Regions from separate parts of the Mus musculus genome. Here regions 2 and 3 are each linked to region 1. A link is a loop called in an ENCODE intact Hi-C map of the cell type or tissue named here. Cell type or tissue: gastrocnemius. All regions are shown on one strand.

The links. A loop is a pair of places that touch in the nucleus more often than their neighbours do. Peaks named below come from ENCODE experiments on the same cell type or tissue, not always from the same donor. Only the 100,000 strongest peaks of a DNase experiment are listed, where the experiment ranks them.
Region 2: it touches region 1 in a loop (9-fold over the local background); 30 of 42 quality-filtered maps call a loop at or near these places.
Region 3: a loop joins it to region 1, with 4 times the contacts of the local background. A loop is called at or near these places in 10 of 42 quality-filtered maps.

What each region holds. Positions count from the first base shown.
Region 1 is chr12:10,437,246-10,439,745 of GRCm38, forward strand. No RefSeq gene overlaps it. Among named protein-coding and RNA genes, the nearest start is that of Gm38407, 7.9 kb to the right of the region's middle. In gastrocnemius, a CTCF peak has its summit at 949 (motif pointing left); DNase peaks (open chromatin) are centred at 945, 1,414 and 2,456; H3K27ac peaks cover 916 bases.
Region 2 is chr12:9,051,133-9,053,632 of GRCm38, forward strand. No RefSeq gene overlaps it. Among named protein-coding and RNA genes, the nearest start is that of Ttc32, 22 kb to the left of the region's middle. In gastrocnemius, a CTCF peak has its summit at 1,117 (motif pointing right); DNase peaks (open chromatin) are centred at 1,124 and 2,311.
Region 3 is chr12:10,535,842-10,538,341 of GRCm38, forward strand. No RefSeq gene overlaps it. Among named protein-coding and RNA genes, the nearest start is that of Gm38407, 91 kb to the left of the region's middle. In gastrocnemius, a CTCF peak has its summit at 1,426 (motif pointing left); DNase peaks (open chromatin) are centred at 236 and 1,446.

The sequences.
Region 1 (2,500 bases):
AATACATGGCCTCTACTCTACAGCAAGTGCAGTGGGATGGAAGCTGAGAATTACTGTATGTTCCTCTTCCACTTCCACCTCCTCTATCTCGAGTCTAATTGCTTTGAGGCTGAGTTATAATTAATGTCTTCCCCAGTCTTCAACGACTGGCTTTGTGGGGACTGCTGCATTTCTAAAGAAACAGCCATAGGCAGGGGCACATGTCAGGTAGTTAGTTATTGTACTCCTAAGCCCCACCAGGTAGCTGAAGCCCAGAAACTTGTGCAAGGCCAGGAAGTTAGTGACAAGGCTTCTGGGGAGAACTGAAGCTATCTAGGAGGCTTCAGGAGAGGACTGGCCCGCTTGATCCAAGGGCCAAAGCTACATCCCCTGTCCTTGAGGTCTTTGGTTTCAGACCCTGCCCGAGAGAACAAAGGAGATTTCGGTTGTCACATTTCTGCAGCCCTGAGCTGCTCTGTTTCCTAACTTGGCTGCCTTTCCCATGTGCTGTTTCCCATCAAATACCTCCCCCCTTCCCCTCAGATGATTGGTTGAAATTAAATATCCTAAAATTACACTCAAAGGGGGGGGGGAGCTAATACGAAATTTTAATCAAAATACAAGCTTAACAGTTCCCAGTCTTTGAAATGTGAAGCAGACATGGGGTCCGTGGAGATGTTCCAACATGTCTCAGGTGTGAAGTTAGCCAATGGAAGGTGCAATGCAGGATGTATTGAGGTTTTTTGTTTTTTTTTTTTTTTAAACAAAAACAGAACAAACAAACAAAAAACAGTGGGATCATATTTCCATTTCCACAGTGGACATGACTGGAGGGATCGGTTCCTCCCCCCAAAAAAAGGAGGCTTGGGTTCTTCTTCCCATACCCATCTCCATCCACAATGGTTTAAAGTGTTTTGCGAAGGACCAAGAAAGGACCTCACTGAAAGAGGCGGACATGGGCGCCCTCTGGTGGACGCAGCTCCGTTAGCCGTCACAAGACAGCATTTCTTCCTGGATTAACTCTATAAATAGACAGATGATTTATTAAACAGATTTGAGGCTCATTTGAGGCACAGGGCCATGATTGCTTCGGGGCTCAAATAAGGGAGTGCTTAGGACCACTCTTCTTCTGAAGACACCTGGACTTACTTAGCATGATCTACATTGCAAGTGCACTGGACACTGCTGGCTCCGTTGCTCCCAGCCAGGAGATGCCAAATTCCTCCTATATAAAAGGAGCTTTAGTAACTCAAGCAAAATAAGCACACTTTCCCCCCACCTCCTTCCCAGAGACTAAGGCGGCAGGGTTGCTGGGAGGATACACAATACCTTGTTACAAACCATGTAATGTTTTAAAAAGTATCTATCTGACAGCCTTGGCTAAAGCCAGATCTTCTATCTCGATTACTTCAATATGTCAGGTCCATATCGCACCACTGCGTCCAGGCTTTCAGAGCCAAGACCTCTGTTTTGTCCAACCTTTCCATCTGGAAGCAATGAGCTTAATATTCTGGCTCTCCCCCCATAAAAGCTATGTCACAAAAAAGTAGCAGCCTGTGAACTGCTCCCCTCCCCCAAGACACACTGGGACTCCTCATTCCCTCTGTGCTCTATTCGGTTACACTGGAAGACCATCCCACCTTTCCCCTCCCCATAAACCAGAATCCGCCTGTAACAGCATAGTACCAGGAGAGAAGGAATGAATTGACAATCATTTACACTTTAATCCCACTTTTGACATTTTGAGAGATGCAGCTTAAAATATACTTGAGGCTTAGGGACTCCCTCTGTCCAGCTGTGTTCACTAGAGAAGAGACATCCCCGTTCATGAATTCTACTGCTTCTGGTGTCCAACTGGAAACCCAGATTTAGAGCCTATTTTAGGTTGTGTCTCACACTGACTCGAGCTTTTCCTTCCATGTTGAAAAAGGTCACCACCACCACCACTAAGTTCCGTGGCTGGCAGTTCAGTGATAACGACCTCCCCGTTCTATGTGTTTGGTTCATGTATTCATTCACTTTTATTTGTGTTAGGTTTTTGATCTAATGCCTAGCCGCTTCTTTTGTGTGTCCTCTGTTACACTGCAAAATCACATGGGTCTCTGGTTCCTAGTGCTCATGTTGTGAGGACAACCTAGGCTCTTGGGCAGTTAAGTGGGTGGTCCCCATAAGCTGCTGCTGCATTTGATTTCTTGGGTGATCATTAAGCCCAGCTAGGTGCTGGTCATTCTAAACCTATTCACTGACAATGGTGGAAAGCAAAGCCTGGGAATGTGCATGCGCCGTCAAGTCCCCAAGAAAAAAACCCATTTACTATGCATGTTAGAAGTCAGGACGCTAGAAGAGCTAGATCAGTGGCAGCAAATGATGAAATGGGGAAACCACGGGCCTTGCCTGGAAATGATATAACGCTGCTGTTCACCCTCCAGTGACTCCGAGCCCTGGAGTTCTGGAAGATTAGCGGAGCTGGAAATCACCCTCCTGCTGCGCTCCCTGGGCTTTGGCTACTTTTCTGTTCTCC
Region 2 (2,500 bases), 1.4 Mb before region 1:
TTTCCGGCTCAGGGGGGAGAGAACAGGCATGAGCCTCCCTATCTTCTCTGGGTGGTTCCAGTGTTTTCTTGGTAGCTGCCTGGGGTGAGGGTTATGGTCGACAGGAGCTTCAAGGAATGTCCAGGAAGCCAAGGAAACCGACCAGACTCAATAGCTCAGAAAGTTACAAAAGTCACAAGCACTCCTCCTCCAATTCCTACCCACTCTAGAAACCAGAGCAGTTGCTGGCAGGAGACTCTCTTCGCTGGAACTGCCTTCAAGTTGGGCAGGAGGTTTCAGGAATGCTGCTTTTCTGGGTCTGTCACTCATAGTCGGGTGGACTTTTCGGTGATACTGTGGTCTTTGAGTCACCATGCACCTGGATGCAATGCCCACCCATTCTCCTGTAAGTAAATCCAATAAACTCACTGAGTCACCTGAGTCACCAAGTCAATATTGGGAATTAGTTCTTTGGCCTGATTTTGGTTCCCTAAATAGACCCGTGTTATGCCTCCCTGGGAAAGGCCACACAACACCATTTTCTCCCTCCTGTAATTCAGGGCTAGGGAACACGAGTCCAGGCTGGGTTAGGGCTTGTTTTAGGGTTTTGAGTTCAAGCCCCAGGCTAAGGCTCTGCTGGGCACCACATTCTTGTCCCTTCCCTCCTGGAGGAGCCTGGAGGTGTGGAGTATGTGATGGCAAGAGGAAGAAAGCCTCCTGTCGGGCTTGCCAGGCACTCACTTACACAAGCTGCGTATGTTTGAAGTGACTTCTGTGTATGGGTGATTTGTTTTCCTGTATGCTGTGTGCCACATGTTAGCAGTGTCCACAAAGACCAGAAGAGGACATCGGACCTCCTCAGAACTGGAGTTTCAGACTGTTGCGAGCCACCATGTGGGTGCTGGGAATGGAGTCTGGGTCATCTCTCTCTCTAGTCCTGCAAGGTGTTTTCTTAAAATAGCTGTGCATGTGATTGGATATCTATAAAGGGAGGGGACCTTGCTGGTCTCTAGGGTCTGGAGAGTCCAGAAGATGTGGTACTTAACATCTAGCATAGCCATGGACACATGGCTAAAGGTGGCCTGCTGTTTCATAGACCTGCCTGTTGCTCTAGGCATGCCATTTGCCATATGGCCACTAGGTGTCATCATCACACCATGAGTGGGCCTCTTAGCCCGGTCTAAGAGACACATGTGCAGGACAGGGCCTAGGACAGGTGTGTGTTCTCTAGTCCAGGCTGTGTTCTGATGGCTGTGTGTCTGCCTTATTGGATTACAGTGCTGCTGCTGACTCTAATTGGGACTTTCAATAGTATGTCTTTTCCTGTGGAGAACCGCAAGTCTTACCCACTTTCTTGTGCTCTGAAATGCCCAGGCTCACCACCCCTGGGAATCAGAGGGCCAATAACTACCATCTTACTTGAGGCTTATGTAAAAGTCTCGGAGGCTCTGAGATCTTGATATATCTGACACGTTTGGAAAAATGAGCTGCCTGATCCCTACACCTCACTCATATGGGTCTGGCCTCTAGACCTGACATCAAGTAGGGGGCACGTGTAAAAAGACCCTCACTCACCACACCCATCCACAGGCAGGTTGGGATGATATGGGAGCGATATATTTGTTTTATCTTTGAAATTATAATATAATTACAACATTTCTCGTTCCCCTTTCTTACCTCGAAACCCCAGCATATCTCCTCTGCCCCCAACTCTTTTCATTCAAACTCATGGCCTTTCCCCCAGTGTTATTGCATGCTTAACATATATGTATTTACATACATACGTACAACTAAATATACTACTTGGTCCATAGAATATCACTTGTATGTATGCTTCCAGGACTGGCCATTTGGCAGTGGACAGCCATCTGGTGTGCTTTTCCTGAAGAAAACTACCCTTGGGGACTGCTATTTTGAAAGGGGTTCCTCTTGTTGGGGCTGGGCTCCTTTGTCTTAGCTCAGCCTGGTGTAGCCTCCTTCTCAGAACACAGAAGAACCACCTCTTCCCAGGCCCATAGGGGCTGAAGTTCTGACCTCCCCTCCCCCAAAGGAGATGTTATTTGGAAACAAAATCATTGTAAATAAAGGGAACAGGAAATCATATTGACTAGAGCAGGCACATTTACATACAGATTTACATACAATGGGACATTTACATACAGCTTAACCCCAGGGGATGCTGAGTGAAGACTAAGCCAGACCAGGTGATCTTAGAGAGGGCTCTGGGCCACCAGCAGCCAGAGAGGCTGGGCCGGAGGGAAGCATCTGGAGACCCCTTGAGGGTGGCCTTCTAGGTCCCAGGCGAGACTGCAGTCCCTGTTGTTTAGTGCACTATGCTTATGGCTCCCTACTAGTCAGTCTGGCAAAGCAGGGCCGGTGCCCAACTCTGCCGTCCTCCCTCCCTCCTGGACCTCAGATGTGATCAGCCAGTTCTTTGTCTCCTTATTTGGCCCTCTGGCTGAACAATTCCTCTTTATTTTCCATTCTTCTGAGCCTCATACTATACTCTCTGCCCTACCCT
Region 3 (2,500 bases), 99 kb after region 1:
TATTTTAGGAAGCTGAATTGATATATTGAAACATGGTCCCAGGAGCTGGATGTGAACTGTCCAGCTAGAAGAGTAAAGAAGCCTGCAGAGGTACCCAACTCTAACGCCACCTGAGACCCCTTCCTGGCTCTGCCTTGTGTAAAGATCCACACAAGGTCCTCAAATGAAGAGCAGGGGCTGTAGATCTCCGCTGGGTCCAGGTCCAACACATGAAACTCCAGCTGTCTGGTGATGGGCTTTCTGGGCCAAGGCCAAGGCAATGGTATGCTCCTCACAGGTAGTCTTTTCCCGTTTCTGAGGCTCCCCAAGGTGTATTCAATAATGCGCTCCTCATCCTGAAGCAGATGGGAAAGTGTTTTAAAAGGTGCCAGGTTTATTTATGGAAGCAGGAGACAGCATTTAAGAGATGCGCTTTGCCAATGTGAAATGTGAACTCTCAAAACAGGAAGTGTGCTTTACTGCCCATTTATTTTATTGCTGTATCAGCTGCCCAGAGCTGAGGAATCCTTCCTCTCAGGCATTATTTATTTTCTAACTTCTGAACTAGAACGTCTTGACCATCGGTTCATCCGACTCCTTGAAGCCCGATTCCAACTCCGACCATGTGCCCTGTGCCTTACTGTCGTCCGGAATGCTTCACGGAGAGCACTGGAGACATTGGAAAAACATTGCTCAGCCAGCGTCTTTGTGTTTATGTACACGAGAAGCTGAAAACAATGAAACCAAATGATAATAGATGGTAAACATTGTAAATGCTTCTTAGAATGATGGAGAAATTACGAACTCTTCTCTTCTATCTTAAGACGCTTGGAAACACTGAATCATCACTGAAGCCACATGACATTCTCCGTGGAAGAAAATAGCTAGTTAAATTGAATTTGTCATTTTGCCGCTGGTAGTGATAGTAAGGAAACAAAACAATTTACTGTGTTCTTCAGTTTATGCTATTTTCATCTGCTAAGATGTAAAAGGCTTTATTAAATAGGCCAGTAATAACCAGCTAGAAGCACTTTGATATCAGAATAGCCTTGTATGTACACAAGCACAAGAGTAGAGTACAGAAGCCTCATGTCTTCTTACAGGTTCTATTAAAGAGGTAGATATCTCTGTCATTGAGAACTGAGAAGGAATCCAGAGAGGGAGAAATGGAACTTGCCATCTACATGCATTAGGGAATCCACAGATTCTGAGTATAAACAGACAACACAATCACATTCAGAAATGCATACAAACATATGCATGAAAATTTGTATGTGCTTGGTACTTCTCTATTATATCTTAAAAAGACTTAGTATTTACTTCATCTTTAAAGAAGATTTTTCTCAGTCTAGTCTATTGGAGACTTCCTGAAGATGTGTGCTTTCACACTTGGACCACCTGGTCCATGGAAACTTACATTCCTGGGAAACACACTCAGGCGGCACATGTGTTACAATGGCGCCACCTTCTGGACACTCCTGATATACCTTTCCTTGTTTCACAGTGGCTCTCCGTTGACCACAGGAAAGTCAATAATCTGACACTTGAGCCTTTTATGATCTAGCACAAGCTCATGTTCAGGAGTGATCGCCTCATAACATGCACATAGGTGATCTCTGAGTGAGTTTAAATGTATATGCATCCTCATTATCAACTCAATGAAGCAAACCAAGACAGGAACTACATATTGGTTCTATGGCTCAGTCCTAAACTGTGAGGATGAGTGAGAATAGAAAGCCTTGATACTTATAAAATACTGGTCATACGTGCTCATGACAACCTGAATATGCTTCTTGATGGTGTTTAGAAGTTTAAATAAAAAAGAAAGCAAGAAGAAAATAGACAACAGGATATGGATCTGAACTCAAAATGAACATGGAAAAATGTGTAGAAAAAATCTTGCAGGAAGTGTCCCAGTGAGTAAAGCACCTGCTATACAAGTGTGAGTGCCTCCATTTGAATCCCCACAATCTAAGCCAATCTGGGCACAGCTGTGCACATCTATCTGCATGTGCACTGATCTCTAGGAGAGATGAGAGGTACAGTCAGGAGGATCCAAGAATCACACTATCCAACTATTCTGGGGTTCACATAAGCAAGTTGCATATATATCTTATCTCAAATGAAGTAGGAGATGAAAACCAGCATATAAGGTTCTCCTCTAATTTCCTCATATACAGAAGCATGTGTATGCCTTTGAAACACATGCATACACACACACCTATACACACAAGCACAAATACCATATACAACATCACATATACATAAAATGAAAGTGGAAAATTCACAAATGACAAAAATGCAAAGTAAAGTCTAGCAATGTTAAACTTGACTGTTAAACATCAAGAGATTATTACTGAAATGATAATAATCATTATAATAATAGTCTTGTTGCCTAGAAAACAGGCAACTTTACCCTTCCACATGACATCGGTTCTAGAAAGAAATCTTAGTATTCACTGTGGATCTTATAAATATGATTATAGTTTAACCTAGAAATTGTGTTTGCAAACTTATCTCC